Regions from separate parts of the Homo sapiens genome. Here region 1 is linked to region 2. The links are chromatin loops, found by intact Hi-C in ENCODE. Cell type or tissue: CD4-positive, alpha-beta T cell. All regions are shown on one strand.

Evidence for each region. Peaks named below come from ENCODE experiments on the same cell type or tissue, not always from the same donor. Only the 100,000 strongest peaks of a DNase experiment are listed, where the experiment ranks them.
Region 1: it touches region 2 in a loop (2.7-fold over the local background); 2 of 110 quality-filtered maps call a loop at or near these places.

What each region holds. Positions count from the first base shown.
Region 1 is chr14:97,773,932-97,781,931 of GRCh38, forward strand. LOC105370651 (a long non-coding RNA gene) reads left to right here. Exons shown (of 5, transcript XR_944186.4): 3 at 1-151. Among named protein-coding and RNA genes, the nearest start is that of LINC02312, 15 kb to the left of the region's middle. In CD4-positive, alpha-beta T cell, a CTCF peak has its summit at 3,637; a DNase peak (open chromatin) is centred at 3,880.
Region 2 is chr14:97,719,647-97,727,646 of GRCh38, forward strand. All of the region lies in intron 2 of LOC105370651 (a long non-coding RNA gene), which reads left to right. Among named protein-coding and RNA genes, the nearest start is that of LINC02291, 37 kb to the left of the region's middle. In CD4-positive, alpha-beta T cell, a CTCF peak has its summit at 4,861; DNase peaks (open chromatin) are centred at 485, 4,418 and 4,985; H3K4me3 peaks cover 1,063 bases; H3K27ac peaks cover 1,909 bases.

The DNA.
Region 1 (8,000 bases), 54 kb after region 2:
CATGGAAGAACTCGCTAGTGGAAACTGTCAACATTGACTAGCTATCATGAGCCAGGACTGATGGGATGACGTGAGCAGAGGACACCATTATTTTGTGCTTCATCAAAGTTGCAAGCTTAATAAGTGACAAAGTGGGGTCCAAAACCCAATTGTAAGTCCACTACCCTATTAGATTTCTCATGGGGGCAGAGGAGAAAAGATTGCATATTTGCATATCAGGGCAGCTTCATTGCTTTGCACATTTGATTTTAATATTTGTAATAAACATCCTCTGATGATCTACATCTCCAGATTTGAGAAGCCTAAGGATGAGACAGTGATAGACAATCAGTCCAGCCACCAGCATCCCGTTGGTACAGTTAAGTCTAAGGAGGGGCAGGTGCACAGCTGGGAGGCTCCAGCCAGCCTAAACACACAGACTGAGACAGGACTTGGGGGCATGGAGGCCAGACCGTGAACTCAGGGCAGCGTGACCTTTTGGGTGTCACTAATTCACCACCTTGGCTTGCACAACAGTCCATTGGTCTTGCATCAAAACCTCAAAACCTCCGTCCTCTCTCGCATACCCACTTACATGTTGGCAAAGGTTGGAATGTCTGCCGAGAAACCTGGTGGATAGCCTCCCTTTTCCACACTCACAGAAGGAGCTTTGACAGTTCAGGCCTTCTTGAAAAGTTAGAAAACTGTCCTGGGTAGTGAGTATATCTATGAGAATTTGGAGGTAAAGTCTTTTTTTACAAGAATGTTAACTGAACTATAGTAGACCTCTCTTATCCGCCAGGCATGTGTTCCAAGATTCCCAGCAGATGCCTAAAACCCTGGGTAGTACCTAACCCTATTTCCATCATTTGGAACACATTTCAGTTCATAATTTCCACCCACAAATTTAATGCCTTTTTCCATCTTAACTAAGCACTTATCACGCACTGGGGCCATAACTTTTGCAGTTTAAGATATGACAGCAAAACTAGCATGAATTTCTTTTTCCTTCTTCACAATTTCACAGATAGAAGATTTATTCTTACAATAGATCTTAGCAACCTCAACATATAATTTTTTTTTTCCTTAAAAGTCAAGAACTTTCACCTTTTACTTAAAGGAAGCATTTTACAGGCTGGGCACGGTGGCTCACGCCTGTAATTCCAGCACTTTGGGAGGCCAAGGCAGGCGGATCACCTGAGGTCAGGAGTTCAAGACCAGCCTGGCCAACATGGTGAAACCCTGTCTCTACTAAAAATACAAAAATTAGCTGGGCGTGGTGGTGTATGCCTGCAGTCCCAGCTACTTGAGAGGCGGAGGCAAGAGTATCACTTGAATCTAGGAGGCTGAGGTCGCAATGAGCCAAGATTGTGCCATTGCACTCCAGTCTGGCTGACAAGTGTGAGACTCCAACTCAAAAAAATTAAAAAAGGAAACACTTTACAGCTTCTCTTTGGCTTATCCGAATTGCCAGCACCACTATCGTTGCTCAGAGGGGCCATTACGAAGTAAAATAAGAGTGACTTGAGCACAGACACTGCGATGTCATGACAGTCAGTATAGCGAAGACAGCCATGAAGTGACTAATGGGCAGGTAGCGTAGACAGCATGGAATATGGTGGAAAGTGATGATCCATGCCCCAGTGAGATGCAACAGGACAGCATGATATTTTAGCATGCTACTCAGAGCAATGCAACATTTAAAACTGATTAACTGTTTCTGGAATTTTCCATTTAATATTTTCAGGCTGTGGTGGATCGTGAGTAATTGAAACTGTGAAAATACAGATGGGGGGATTACTGTACTTACCGGGCATGACCCCAGGGATGGTGGTGCTAATTAAAACCATGCATATCTCCTGCCCTCAAGGAACTTAGGCTGAACTGGAGAGACAGATACAGGGGAGGGAGGGTTCTGAGCAACACTGCCCAGTGACAGGAGTATCCAGAAGGCAGGGACCATAAAGGATCACAGTGCAAGGGGCTTGCAAGGATCCCAGAGGATCCTGGTGGGGTGAGGTGAGCTGGTATCCCAGGTTTTGCTGAGGATGTGCTATTTTCCAGGGATGCATGGTAGAGATGCCAGGTTCAGGTCTGAGGCAGGTCTCAACAGTCGATCATATTTTGGTGGGAAAGAGAATGCAAAAGCATCATTTGGGGACTTATTCCTAACTCCTCATGGCTTCCTAGGACTGGAATGGAAAGTGCCATCCCTCAGCCAGATGGGGCTTTTGAGTGGAAGAGCGGAGGAGTGGGGAAGGGCTCTTGTCCTCCTGCTCCATCTCTTGGGCAACTCCTGGAAACCCTGAGGGAGAAAGTATCACCATGGGCCCCATGGCAAGGGTGGCCTCTGACAAATATGTTCTGCTAGTCCAAACTTCAGTCAAGCTTTTGGACCTTCTCTTAAGCCCATCTCTGTACTTCCTTGTAAAATCCAGTTTTATCAAAGAACCCTGCTAAGTCAGGTTAGCAAGAACCCATCACCCTTGATATCTGATCATCCTCAACCTCTGATCAAGTTCCTCATCTTCCATCATCCCCTGGGTGTTGCCTGATCACCCTGGCTTGTCTTTAGTGAGAATCCTGCATACATCACATTGATCATCAACATTTGAAAAACGCATGAGGCATGAGAGTCTACGGGGTGAATGGACATCTACATGAGTGGGTTGCTTTGGCCAGAATCCTCCCCGCTGACGTTTTATCTTAGTACCTCTGCATCCACTGACCCTGCCCTGCTCCTTGGCCATAAATTCTCATTGGCTCATGCTGTATTTAGAGCTGAGCCCAATCTCTGTCCCTGACTAAAAATCTCATTGCAGGGGTCCTCGTGCTTATTGTGATGGTCCTAAGCATGGGCCACCTACTGTGCTTTCACGAGTGTCATTGAATCTTTTTTTTTTTTAAACACCTCACAGTTGAAGCAGGATCACACAGGGGACTGGGTAATTTCAGATATCTGAAATTACTTCCCTCCTCAAAGGCTCAGTAAAAGCTTGAATGGGTCCACCAACTGCTAGGACACCTAGTACAGTCCTCTGACATCTAAAGCCCTCTTTTTATTTCAGTGACTCAGAATCCAGGCCCCTGGACATTTCTCCAGCCACACTGCCAGCCACAGGGCTCTCTTCTCCAGGGCTGTGGGCTGTCCTGGGGCTGTCTCACTCTCAGCTCTCAGAGACCAGCAGAGCTGCCTTTTCCTGTCCTGCTGGTTTCTGGGTCTCTTCCCTAACAAGACCCAGAGCAGTTTGGCCTACTTTGGAGAACAGCCCAACGGACTGAGCGATGGGAGGAAGTGATAAGTGCAGCTGTCTCTTCAGCCCATGGCTTCTTCCTCTGGGGAGACTGAGGTTCTCACGGTGCCTGCAAGGCTGTGGGAGCCGGGACCTGCCCTTAAAGTTAGTCTCCAGCTGGGGGAGGTTTCCCTGAGCTGAGCCCTAGATAAGTGTGGCAGATAAAAAGAAGAGCCAGAAAGGACTGGTTTTGTCTGGGTTGGCTTTTGAGAGGGACTTTACTGCTCTCTGGGGGTGTAGAAATAAACTGTCTCATGCCAGATTGGCCTCCACATTGTCAAATTTAGGCTGGGAAGATTTTCCTTCCTGGCTTAGACTCGAGTGCCCTGAGAAGAGACAGAAAAGGGGACTAGAGATCATTGCATTTCTCAGGTCTTTGCCAAGCGAGGGACTCGTCCGGTCTAAACACATTAAGGAAATGCATCTCAATTCATCTTCATAACTTGCAGCTAAAGCCAGCTTCTCAGCCTTGGCTCTGTCGACTTTTTGGGTTGGATAATCCTTTGCCGTGGGGACTGTCCCATGTATTATAGGATGCCCAGCAACATCTCTTGCCTCTACCCACTAGATGTCAGTTGCACTTTCCTCCTCCAGTAGCGCCAATCAAAATGTCTCCTGGGGCACGATTGCCCCCAGTGGAGAGTCACTGGGCTATCAGTAAAGAACATCAGAGATCACTGAGCATGATGCTAAGAGGACTTGCCCACCACTCCACAGCTTTGACAAGAGTCAAACCCAGGACATTTTGTTATTCTTGTCTTTCCTTTTCATGCCTCATGCTGCCTGAGTTCAGGAAACCCTAATTTCTCTGAGTGTATTCCCTCAACTGGAAAGGAAGTTCAGAGCTTTTACCTTAAGGGGTGATTATACAAATCAAATATGACAATGAATAGTCGGTGTGAGCATGTAGAGTGTTGGGTTTGTGGTAGGTCCCTTCCCTTGCAACAGACATTCTTTTGAAAGAAAACACGTGCCGGTAAAAAACAGAGCAGTTCTCAGCCTTCTCTGCACATGAGAATCACTTGGGCACCTTTGACTGCCAATGCCTCGGCCTCACAGCAAGAGATCTGGGGTTTAACTCGGCATCAGTAGGTCCTAAAATTCCTCAGGTGCCTCCAATGCTGAGCTGAGATTCTGAGAAGCTCTCAGAATCTCTTTTAAGAACTATAATGGTTACACTATAAATTCCACCTGTTTCATGTTCCCAAAAGGAGGAAGCAAGTTTAGTGATAAAGGAGCAAGAAAAATCTATTCCCCAGAGTCACCTTCAGTGACAATGTTTGACAAAAGTGCTACTGAGAGGAGATAGCAACAGGGCCTAGATTCGTACAGCACTTCAGAATGTCAAGTGTTAACTTGGAATATTTACCATGACATGCAGAACTGAGTCAACTGGTACTTACAGGTGAATGGAAAGAAATGAGGCCAGAGCCTGATGGCAGGTACCAGATGTAATGCAATACTGCATGTGTGTTCTTCAAATACATGCAAAAAAGTTCTTCAGTGAGGACCAGGTAGAGTCCTGGGATTTCTTTTTCTTCTTCCTCTTCCTTCTCTTTCTTCTTCTCTTCTGCCTCCTCTTCCCCGCCATTTTGTTTTGTTTTGTTTTTTGGTCTGTGGTTTTCAATATTGATTTGCTTCTTTTGGATTATCGGCCATCTAGGGGACATAGGAATAAGCTACTCATAACATCAGCAACCGGTATCACCCACTGCCGATCTCCCTCCAGTGATTTTATGTGTGTGCGTTGACACTTTACTAAATTGGAACGTAGAGAGACAGTTGGCATCATGCTATTCTCACTTGCTCATAAAGCATGTTTATATATCATTAAAAATGTTTCAAAATATAATTTGATGTCTATATAATCTTCTAACCTATGACTATATATAATCTTCTACCCTAATTCTATCTGCACATCACAACTTATTTTCCCACTTCTCGTTTGCTAAACACATATTGTTTCCACATTTACAAACAAATATTTTAAATAAAGCTGAAATAAGCATCCTTGTAAACATCTTTAAGTACTCTTATTTCCTTAGGAAACATTTGTAGAGATGGAGTTATTAGGGCAAAGTTTCGGTACTGGTGATGTCATGTGTCACGGCAAATACAAATTGCTTTCTATAAAAAGAATGAACAAATTTAGACGCTAACCACCTCGGTGTGAGGAGCTGAGTCATCTGTCATCAGCAACTCTGATTAGTATCATTCAAAGATTGATAATTTAATGGCTAAAAAATACTACCTTATATTTTGTTTCATCTGTGTCTATTGGATCACTAGCAAAGATAAATACTTTTTACATATTTATTAGGTACTTGAACATGGTTTCAGTTGTGAATTTTTGTGTGTGAATATGTTTTCTGTTTGCTTTCTTTCTGTGAATTCATACTGGAGTTATTTTTTCTTAATTTATAAAATATCTTTCTAGATTAAAGATATTAAAATCTTGTCTTTATGTCGCAAACATTATTTCCCAGTTTGTTTTAAATTTAGCATGTTTTAGAGAACATTTATTTTCTCTTTTCAAAATTTATTATCTTTTTCTCGCTGACATTTAAGAGAAAAATATACTCATGGGCAAAATTTGAAAAACAAATATAAAAATGTAAATTACAAAATGAAGCGTGTTTTGAATGGCAGCAGAAATAATCGCTATTACATTTTCATGCAACTCCAGCTACTGACAGGGACACAACATGTTTATTTTCTCAAAATTGGAATCATATAGGCTATGTTATATTATAGCCTGTTTTTGTGAGTGCTTTCTTTGTTCACTCAATAGTCTTCTAAAACCTGATACTTAACAGCTATAAACTCTTCCGTTAGAGGGATGCAATATATCTTTTTAAACAGTCGCTAATTATCAGGAATTCTAGTTGCTTCAGGATGCTACCCAGAATACATACTGCTATGGTGAACACTCTTCTACACACAGAGTTCATCCAACTATTTCTTTCAGATATAGTCCTAAGGGTAAACTTGTTAGGTCCGAGGATATGCCAATTTTAAAGACTTGTGATTAAAAATGACTAAATTGTCTTTAAGGAAGATTGGGGCAAATTACTCTCTCACCGAAAGGGTATGAGAGTGGAAAAGCCTCATTGAACAGGCCATTGAAATGTGGGTTAGAGAGTCTGCCACACACAATATGCCTCCTAAACATTCATTCCCTTCAAGTTGAAGTTCTGAACCTTCATGAAGTTTCAAATCAAGCCTTTTGGCATTAAGAAGCTGTTACTTTCAACTGTGTATTTTGTGGAGTTGATGACACTGTGGGAGTATTTCTAGTTAAAACAATATGCGAGCTGACATCTCTCCCCGAAACCACTGTCTCGCTCGCTCTCTGTGATTCTCTCCTTTAATCATGTTTTTATAATTTCCTCACAGCACTTCACATACAGTGACAAGCCTCGTGCTGTGCCCATCAAGGTCTGTTATGGGGGGCAACAGCTGACATTTTCCAAAATGACTGTGCAATGGAGTACTGGGACCAAAGCATGCTTGGGGGAACTCATTCCAGGGGAATAAACGGCAGGAGGAATGTGGGGTAATCACAAGGCTTTGGTCAACAGAGACAGCAGTGCTGAGTGCTCCTAGGCGGTGCAGGTAGCAAACTAAGAGTATTTTGTACCCGAAGGAAGGAAAGCAAAATCAGACAAGAGTTTGACCAAGTAAGATTTGAAATCACTATTCTAAACATTAGCAACGATGCATGCTTATCGAGTGCTTGTCGTGATCTAGCTAGGGGTGAGGCAACTAAGGACTGCAAGCTAAATCTGGCCCACTGCCTGTTTATTTAAATAAAGTTTTATTGGAACACAGCCACACTTATTTGTTAACAAATGGCCTGTGGCTGCTTTTACACTATAATAACAGAGTTAAATCATTGTGACAGAGACTGTATGACTAACAACTATAGACACATTTACTATTTAAACATTTACTGAAAAAGAAGATAGACTTCTGTGCTTTTTTTTTCTTTTTGGTTTGTTCACATATAACTTTTTATTATTTTATTTTCTAATTTTAAAAGAAGTGCATGTTCATTCTGGGCAATTAGAGAAATGCAATTATTGTCTTTTCAAAATTAGAAAGAAAAAAAAATCAAATTACTTTTTTAAGCTGACCCCTAGTGCAATTTACTTAACATGTAGGGCCTCAGTTATTTCTTCTGTAAAATGAATATAAGTCACAATAGGGCTGTTGTGAAGATTGAATGAGCTGAGGACTCTAAGGCCCTGAGCTTCCTGGAATGTAATCAATACTCAGCGAATGCCAATCACTCTCAGTACATATGGGGCCCTATTAGTGGGTTGGGCTTTTTCCTATGAATTTATATGGCCTCCTTAGACAATAAAGACATTGCTCTTTTTAAAACAGTGATATTAATCAGTTATGATTGCTTTGTGTCTCAATAATAATTGGAGTCTACCATTCTGAGTCCAAACAGGAAAGCAGAAAACACTTTGAATCTTCATAATAGAAGAGACTTAACACAGAGACAGAGTTACATGGTGACAACAGAAACTGTTGGGATTCAATTGGGGGCCAGAGGGCAATGCAGGGACTCGCAAAGCCAGAAAGCTAGCAGCACCCCAGGCTGAGGAGGAATGGTGTGGGCCTACCAGAGTAAGGGCTGGGTTCACCTGGGGGCATCATCCCCTAAACTCCCTCGTGACAGCCCTCCCCATGCTGTACTGCAATGGCCCAATGGCAGGC
Region 2 (8,000 bases):
CAGTGAAATTAAACAAGTTATGTGCTTGCAAAATACGATGGTAAACAGGTGTAGACAGACATTTTCATTCCAAAAGGGAAAAATAGAAAAAAAAAAAAAGTGGTGGGTTTCAAAGAAATCTAAAACCTAGTAAGTAAAGCTCCATGAAATCTTTTTTTAAAAACTTATTTTAAAATAAATTTTATTGTGTGTATTTAAGGTATACAACATGATGTTATAGAATACACATGGATAGTAAAAAGGTTACTATAGTGAAACAAGTTAATATATCCATCATCTCACCATTACCATTTTCTTTTGTTTTAGTGGCAAAAGCAGTTAAAATCTACTAATTTAGCATGAATTCGCAAAAAAGCACAATTTTATTACCTGTAGTCCTTATGTTGTACATTAGATATCTACATATGTTCATCTTACACATCTGCTACTTTGTATCTTCTGATCTACATCTCTCCATTTCCTCCCCATCATCCCCTCCCACCCCCACTCCTGGTAACCACTGTTTTGTTCTCCGTCTCTGTATCTTTGATTTTTTTTTTTTTAGATTTCACATATAAGTGAGATCATGCATTCTTCTTCTGTTTTTTTTTTTTTCCAATGTCTGTCTTATTTCATTTAGAATAATGTCCTCCAGGCTGATGTATGTTGGGGAAAATGGCAAGATCTCATTTCTGTTATTTATTTGTTTTTAAGGCTGAATAGTATTCCATTTTATATGTGCACACACACATATAAATGTGTGTGTATATATATAGTTTCTTTATCCATTCATCTGTTGACAAACACTTAGGTTGTTTCCATAGCTTGGCTATTGTTAATAAAGCTACAATAAACATGGGAGTGCAGGTCTCTTTACCTTTGGAAGGTGATCATTTTGTAACATTTTGCTTTATGCCTCGAAGAGTAGTAGCTGGATCATATGGCAGTTCGATTTTTAATTTCATTAGAAACCTCCATACTGTTTTCCATAATGGCTAAACTTATCTACACTTTCACCAACAGTCTACAAGAATTTGTTTCCTTTTCTCTTACACTTTTTCCAACATTTGTTATCTTTTGAAATCTTGATAACAGTCAATAATCCTAACGCACATGAAGTTGTATCTCATAGTGGCTTTTATTTACATTTCCCTGATGATTAATGATGTTTAGCACTTCTTAATTTATCTATTGTTCATTTTTATACCTTCTTTAGAGAAATGTCTATTTAGGTCTTTTGCCCATTTTTTTTTTAAAATTGGGTTATTTGGCTTTCTATTATTGAGTTGTATGATATTAACCTCTTATCAGATATATGGTTTGCAAATATTATTTTTTGACATGTAGTTTGCCATTTCATTTTTTTTTTCTGTGCAGAAGCTTTTAGTCTGTTATAGTCTCATTTATTTATTTTTGCTTTTACGGCCTGAGCTTTTGGTGTGATATCCAAAAAATCATTGCCAAGGCCAATGTCTAGGAGCTTTCCCTTTATGTTCTATTCTAGAAATTTTATAGTTTCTGATCTTACTTTTGGGCCTTTCATCCATGGTGTAAACTAAGGGTCTAATTTTATTCTTTTGAATATGAAAATACAGTTTTTCCCAGCACAATTTATTGAAGAGACTATTATTTTCTCATTATGTCCTCTTGGTGCCTTTGTCAAAAATTAGTTGACTATATATGTTCGGGTGTATTTCTGGGCTCTGTATTCTATTCCTTTGGTCTATGGGTTTGTTTCTATGCCAGTACCATACTTTTTTGTTTAGTATAGCTTTGTAATATAATTTTAAATCAACAAGTAAAATGTTTTCAACTTTTTTTTCCCTCAGAGCTGAAACCTAATATTTCTGGAGGCTGGAAGTCTGAGATCCACATGCTCCCAAAGGACCCACTTCCTAAAATCATTACTTTGGAGTCTAGGATCTCAACATATGAACTTTGGGGGATGGGGACAGAAACATTCGGTCCATTGCAGAGGAAGAGCCTGTGTTAATATGAAAGAGTCAGAAAAACTTCTTTGAAAAGCCAATCCTTTGCTTTCTGAGGGTGAGTGAAGATTAAGCAGAAGGAGCAGTTTAAGGCAGCAGGAAATGCTAGGGTGAAGACTCTTGAAGGAAAAAATGAAGGCCAGTCAGTGTGGCTGGAGTGAAAAAATCCAGGAAGATACTGCACAAGTTGACGCTAGTGAGGAGGCATGGCCATGGTGAGGGTTTTGGCCTTTATTGTAAGGATGAAGGGAAGACACTGAGAGGTTTAAGAAGGGGCAGAATGGAACAGACAACAGGACTGTCAGGGAACATCCATTTTAACAATATCACCTTGCTGCCATGTGGAGAATTGATTGAAAGAGGGCCACGGTGTGTGGGAGACTCACTGCGAGCACCTCACATTAATCCAGACATGATGGCAGCTTGAACTAGGATATTAGCTGAAGAAAGGGAGAAAAATAGATGACTTGAGTGATGTAGAGATATAAAGGCCATAGGAGCTGGTGATTGATTTCATATGAGCAGTGTGGCATCACAGGCATCTTCCAGGTTTATGGCTGGAGCTCTGGATGGACTGTGGTGCTGTTGAAGCCAGAACCAGACCACGTTTGTGGGAAAGACAATAAATCGAGCCAATTAGGATGGGGAGGGGTGTTCAATAGTGCAGAGACAAACCTTGATTGAGGAAAATATGAGAAGGCTACATTTAGGAGGCAGGATTTGAACCAGGCCTTCAATACATCCAGAAATCAGAGCCAGGCATAGTGGGGAAATTGCAGGGGAAGTGAGGTTCCCAACAGAGGGAGCACCCAGAGCCTTATGGGGGATCTTGGCATTTTTATTCCATTTTTGTTTTAAGTAAACTTTGCATTGAAGTTCAGCATACCTATAGAAAAGTGCACAATTTATAAAAATACAAATCTATAAAAATTTAAGAAAACATATCATCCAGTTTCTTTGGGAAGGGGTTCATTTTTTTCCCCTAATTTTCTATTTTAACTGCATCTAGTTTTCTGATTGAAAGTGACATTGAATTCCTGGAAGTAAGCTGGGAAGAAAAACTCATTCTATGAGTGAATACACTTGGCAAGAAGTAGTGGGGCTGTAATTGTGATAGTAACAGTGTTACTAGAAAACATCGGTGACTGCTATTGTTATGTGTTATGCTGACTATAATTTGTACTGCATTAGAGGAACGTAATCAGAGAAGACTTGGAGATATCAAGTCTTGGAGTATTACTGATAAATAAATAGAAGTAATTCTAGACTGTACAAGAAAGAGTTCAGTTTTAGAAATTTTAAGTTTCGAGTGTTTACTCAAAACTCATACAGAAGTGGAAATGTCTGGAAGAACAAAAGGACAGAAGAATGCATGGGTGAAAAATCAAAGGAGGGATCTTGGCTCCAGGAGACATGTGTGAGTTCTGCTGTGGGGCTACATTTAATCATGTCAGAGTTGAGGTTCTTGCTTTAGGAGCAGTTACTTAGAATGAGATGTCCGGGATTTGTCTTTTTCTTTTATTTTACCCAGAAAGAAATGGAAGTAACTAGAGTGTCTGTTATACTGTTGCAAATGCGGTTCTGGAGCAACAAAGATTGATCAAAGCTGGAAGCAGGGCTTTGGGTATTGTCTGTTTTCAGAGAGTAATTGAAGCCACAGGTCGGACAAAATGGTCTGGGGAATGGACAGGGAGCAAGGTGACCCCAGTGTGTTGGAGGGTGCCAGAGCTCAGGGCAGGAGTCCCAGCTGTGCATGGTGGTGGCAGCTGCCCCGCTTGCCAAGCCCAGGTGGATGAGGTGGGCAGTGGGTGGGGGGCACTCATGCACCATCCACAGAGAGGGTTAGAAGCTAGAGTACTTTGCAGATGTCAACAGTCGATTGCAGACAATTAGGAGGCTGCCTTTTTTCTCCTTCTCCCAGGACCCCTAAGACAAACTGTCTGAACCATAACAGTTGAGTCTGAGGATATCAAATAAGTAAGGCAAAGAGAGACCCCGTGGAATAATTGTGGTTAGTGGCTTGCGGGGCTGCGGATGGGCTGTGGGGGGCGGGTTGCTCAAGAGAAAGAAACTTGCTTTTAATCAATGTGCTAATCCAGGACATAAGGTCTCCTTTCTCTCCCTCCCTTGTTTCATTTCCCAGGGCTCAGTCCCCATTCCCACCCCCTGCTCCCTCCCCATACTGGTTGAATGGAAATTTGGTCCAGTTTTTTTTTTTTTTTAATATAGATACATTAAAAAACAGACACTGATCTTCAAAGAAGGCTGCAATTTCACTGGCGACGGAATGTTTATAGCCACAATTTGTTTGGTTCTGATAAAATGCACATGCCCCGTTATTCCATTTTATTTTGCATCCCAAGCCAGGCTTGCTTCTTACATTGGCCTGTGCCTCTCCTAGTCAGCAAGACAGAGGGAGACAGAGAGACGGAGAGAGACAGAGAGACCTTCCTCGAGCTGTGGCTACATCTGCCTGTGGGTGTCCTGGACTCCATGGGCCCAGAGGTCATTGAATGTGGCGGAAGGAGACACAGTCCAGGAGTGAGGATGACCAGCCAGAGGGAATTTCAGGCACTCCCAGAGATACGTTATGCCCCATCAAGAGAAACACCAGCCTTCCCAGGTCTCGCTGAAGCTAGAAAATAATGCCCCCAGTTCTTCTTGGGAGATGGTGCAAGGGAGGTGAAAGAGTCTTGAAACTAAAAAATGTGGACTTAAATCTTAGCTTAGTCACTTTCCTGCGGTATGATTTGAACACAATTTTCTCCGAATTGGCTTCCCCGTTTGAAAACCAACAGCGTCTGCCCTACAGAACTGGTGTGAGAGTAAACAGATTAGGACCAGGTCAGCAGGACGGAGCATGCCCAGAAGAGAGTAGAAAGTGCAGTTTTGCCAAGGAGAGGGAATTGAGAGGAGTATTCTAGCCGGGAGGGCGGTGGGCACCCCAGCACACAGGCATGAGGAAACAGCATTGCTTGGGGGAGAAGTCTGAAGTGACTGGGTGTTTAGTTCAGAGATAGAGCAACAGGAAATGAAGCTGGCAGAACAAGAGGTCAGGTTGTGAGCCACTCTGAGGAGTTTAAGTTTCCTTTTGCCGGCCGTGGGAGAGCTTTAGGATTCTAAGTAGAGAACGATGTATGTTTAGATTGTGCCCTGGAAAAAAAAATGACCATTTGCAGCAGGATGGATCCACTGCAATGGTGGGAAGAAGAAAAGAAGTTAGAAAGCATAAGGGCAGGTAATGCTTCTCAGTACTGTGCATGCATTACTGAATTCACTGCGGCAGCAAAGGACACTGCCTGCAATGGTCAAGAGTTAGGACTCTGGGTTCTGATCTCAGCTCTGTCATGGACCAACTGTGGAATCTGGAACAAGGCAGTTACACTCGCTGTGCCTCAGTGACCCTATTTATAAAATGTGGATGGCAATAATGTTTATTGCCAATATAGATACTGTGAGGATTACATGAACTATTATTTTTTTTTTTTGAGACGGAATCTTGCTCTGTTGTCCAGGCTGGAGTGCACTGGTGCGATCTTGACTCACTGCAACCCCGCCTCCTGGGTTCAAGCGATTCTCCTGCCTCAACCTCCTGAGTAGCTGGGATTACAGGCGCCCACCACGACGCCCAGCTAATTTTTGTATTTTTAGTAGAGACGAGGTTTCCCCATGTTGGCCAGGCTGGTCTTGAACCCCTGACCTGCCCACCTCGGCCTCCTGAAGTGCTGGGATTACAGGCGTAAGCCACTGCACCTGGCCGACATGAATTTTAAATACAAAAGAAAACCACTGCAAAACACTTAAAGAGTGTGCATGGCAAATACAATACATGCACTCAATAAATGCTGCATATTATTTCCAGCTAAAATGTCAGAGCACTATGTGCTCTAACTAAGCAGTTTATGTATGTCATTCCATTTAATCTTTACATTTTCCCTGGAAAACAATTGCTACTTCTATATCTTTTTCTTTGCCTGATGAAAATTAAAGTTCAGAGAAATTGAATTCTTGCCCAGCATGATTAGATGCTACCTGGAGGAGCTGGGAAATAAAGCCAGATTTCTTCCAAAACCCATGGGCTTCAACATTGCCCGTTGAAAGAGGAAGAACAGGAATGAAAATCTCCAGTTCTTCAATCTTGAGTTGCAGGCAGTATATAAAAAAGCCAGTGGAGATATTGCTGATGGAAAGGCTTAACTTTATGCTTTTGGTAAGTGTTCCCTCCAGCCCCACTGCTTTCCATCAGCGTGTGTGTGTGTGTATGCATGTGTGTGTGTGTGTTGTGTGTGTGTGTGTGTGTGTGTGATTGGTCAGGCTGACTCTAGCCAGTGCTAATAATTCTCTGAGGAACTCTAAATGACACATTGCTGTTGATCAGATCAATCAGTCAAAGGGCACATTCTACATTTTTACTTTCACTGAAGTTTTCCTTTTTTCTTTCTTCCTTCATCAATTGAAATCTGATGAAGACAAACTCTTCTTAAAATCTGATAGGCTTTATTTAAGAAGATTTGTATGATTTTATTTGAAAAGTTAATTTTTAACTATAATTCAAAATTTCTCTGTAGGTAAAACCCTGGCACAAATTTTCAGTTCCCAGTGACAGAAAACAAAAGAATAATGAAATGCTGGGGTTGGAAGAGCCTCCAGCCCAACTCCCCACCTGGCCTGCAACCCTGCCACATTCCCTGGGTCATCTCACTCTGTCTCCCAAGACACAGAAGCCTCTGCTCTTGGGAATTCCTTTCTCTTAGAACCTGACACACTCTGGCTGTTGGAAAATTGTCTCTCATAGATAAGTGTCTTTCTCTGGAACCCCTCTAGGCCCCTCTGAACCTAAGTGGTCTCAAAAGCCCTTCTCTGGTCTTCCCTTCCCAAAAGTGGCCTTCTGGAATCTGTGAGCATTACTGTGTGTCCCTGAAGTCTTTTCTTCCATGGGCAGACATTCTGAGTTTGTATAGTCAGTCATGGAAAGAACACGGCTTCTGTAGTCTTTGGGTAAAGTTGTGCCCTGGAGCTAAGTCAGGTCTACACAGATGGCACTTCTACTATGGAATCAGGGGCTGGATTTTGTTTTCAAATGGTTTTCAGTGTAGTTGACACTCTACCCTAAAATCCTTGCCAGGAAGTTGTAGGGGAGCTGCTGCATTCTTGACATAAAGGTGATTCTCCAATAGTTCCCCATTACATCTGAAATAAGATTTAAACTCCTCCTTCTTACCAGCAGAGCCGGATATGTTGCGGCCTGTGCACTTGGCCCCAGCTTATCTTACAGTTCTGTCCACTCACTCTCTCTTCCCCAGTCAAACTGGCATTTGCTTTACTCCGTGAACTTCTGCAAACTTGTCCTGACTTAGAGGCTTTGCAACTGCTGTTCCCTCTTCCTGGACTGCTCTTTTCCCAGATCTATGCAGGGCTAGCTCCTACCTGTTCTGTAGGTCTTTGTGTCAAATCAACCAGGATTTCTGGAGCTTTCTATCTAATATGTTTCTTTTCCCCTCAGCCACTGTCTGAGTCACTGTATCATTTCATAGCCCCTTTCAAGAAGAAAATTACCGTATTTACCCACTTGCTTACTTTTTTTTTTTTTTTTTTGACGGAGCCTCCCTCTGTTGCCAGGCTGGAGTGCAGTGGCGCGATGTCGGCCCACTGCAACCTCTGCCTCCTGGGTTCAAGCGATTCTCTTGGTCTCAGCCTCCTGAGTAGCTGGGACTACAGGCACATGCCACCACACCCAGCTAATTTTTGTATTTTTAGTAGAGACGAGGCTTCACCATGTTGGCCAGGATGGTCTCGATCTCTTGACCTCGTGATCCGCCCGTCTCAGCCTTCCAGAGTGCTGGGATTACAGGCGTGAGCTACCGTGCCCAGCCCCCTACTTGCTTACTCTTTAGTTTACTTTCCTTAAATAAGCTTCACTCTACACTAGTGGAAATGATGCACTTTTTTTTTGGTTTAAGTCTCTGTTCCTGTTAAAATGAAATTGCATCTGGAACGTGGTGTAGCCCACTGGGGCTATTTGCTGAATTAATG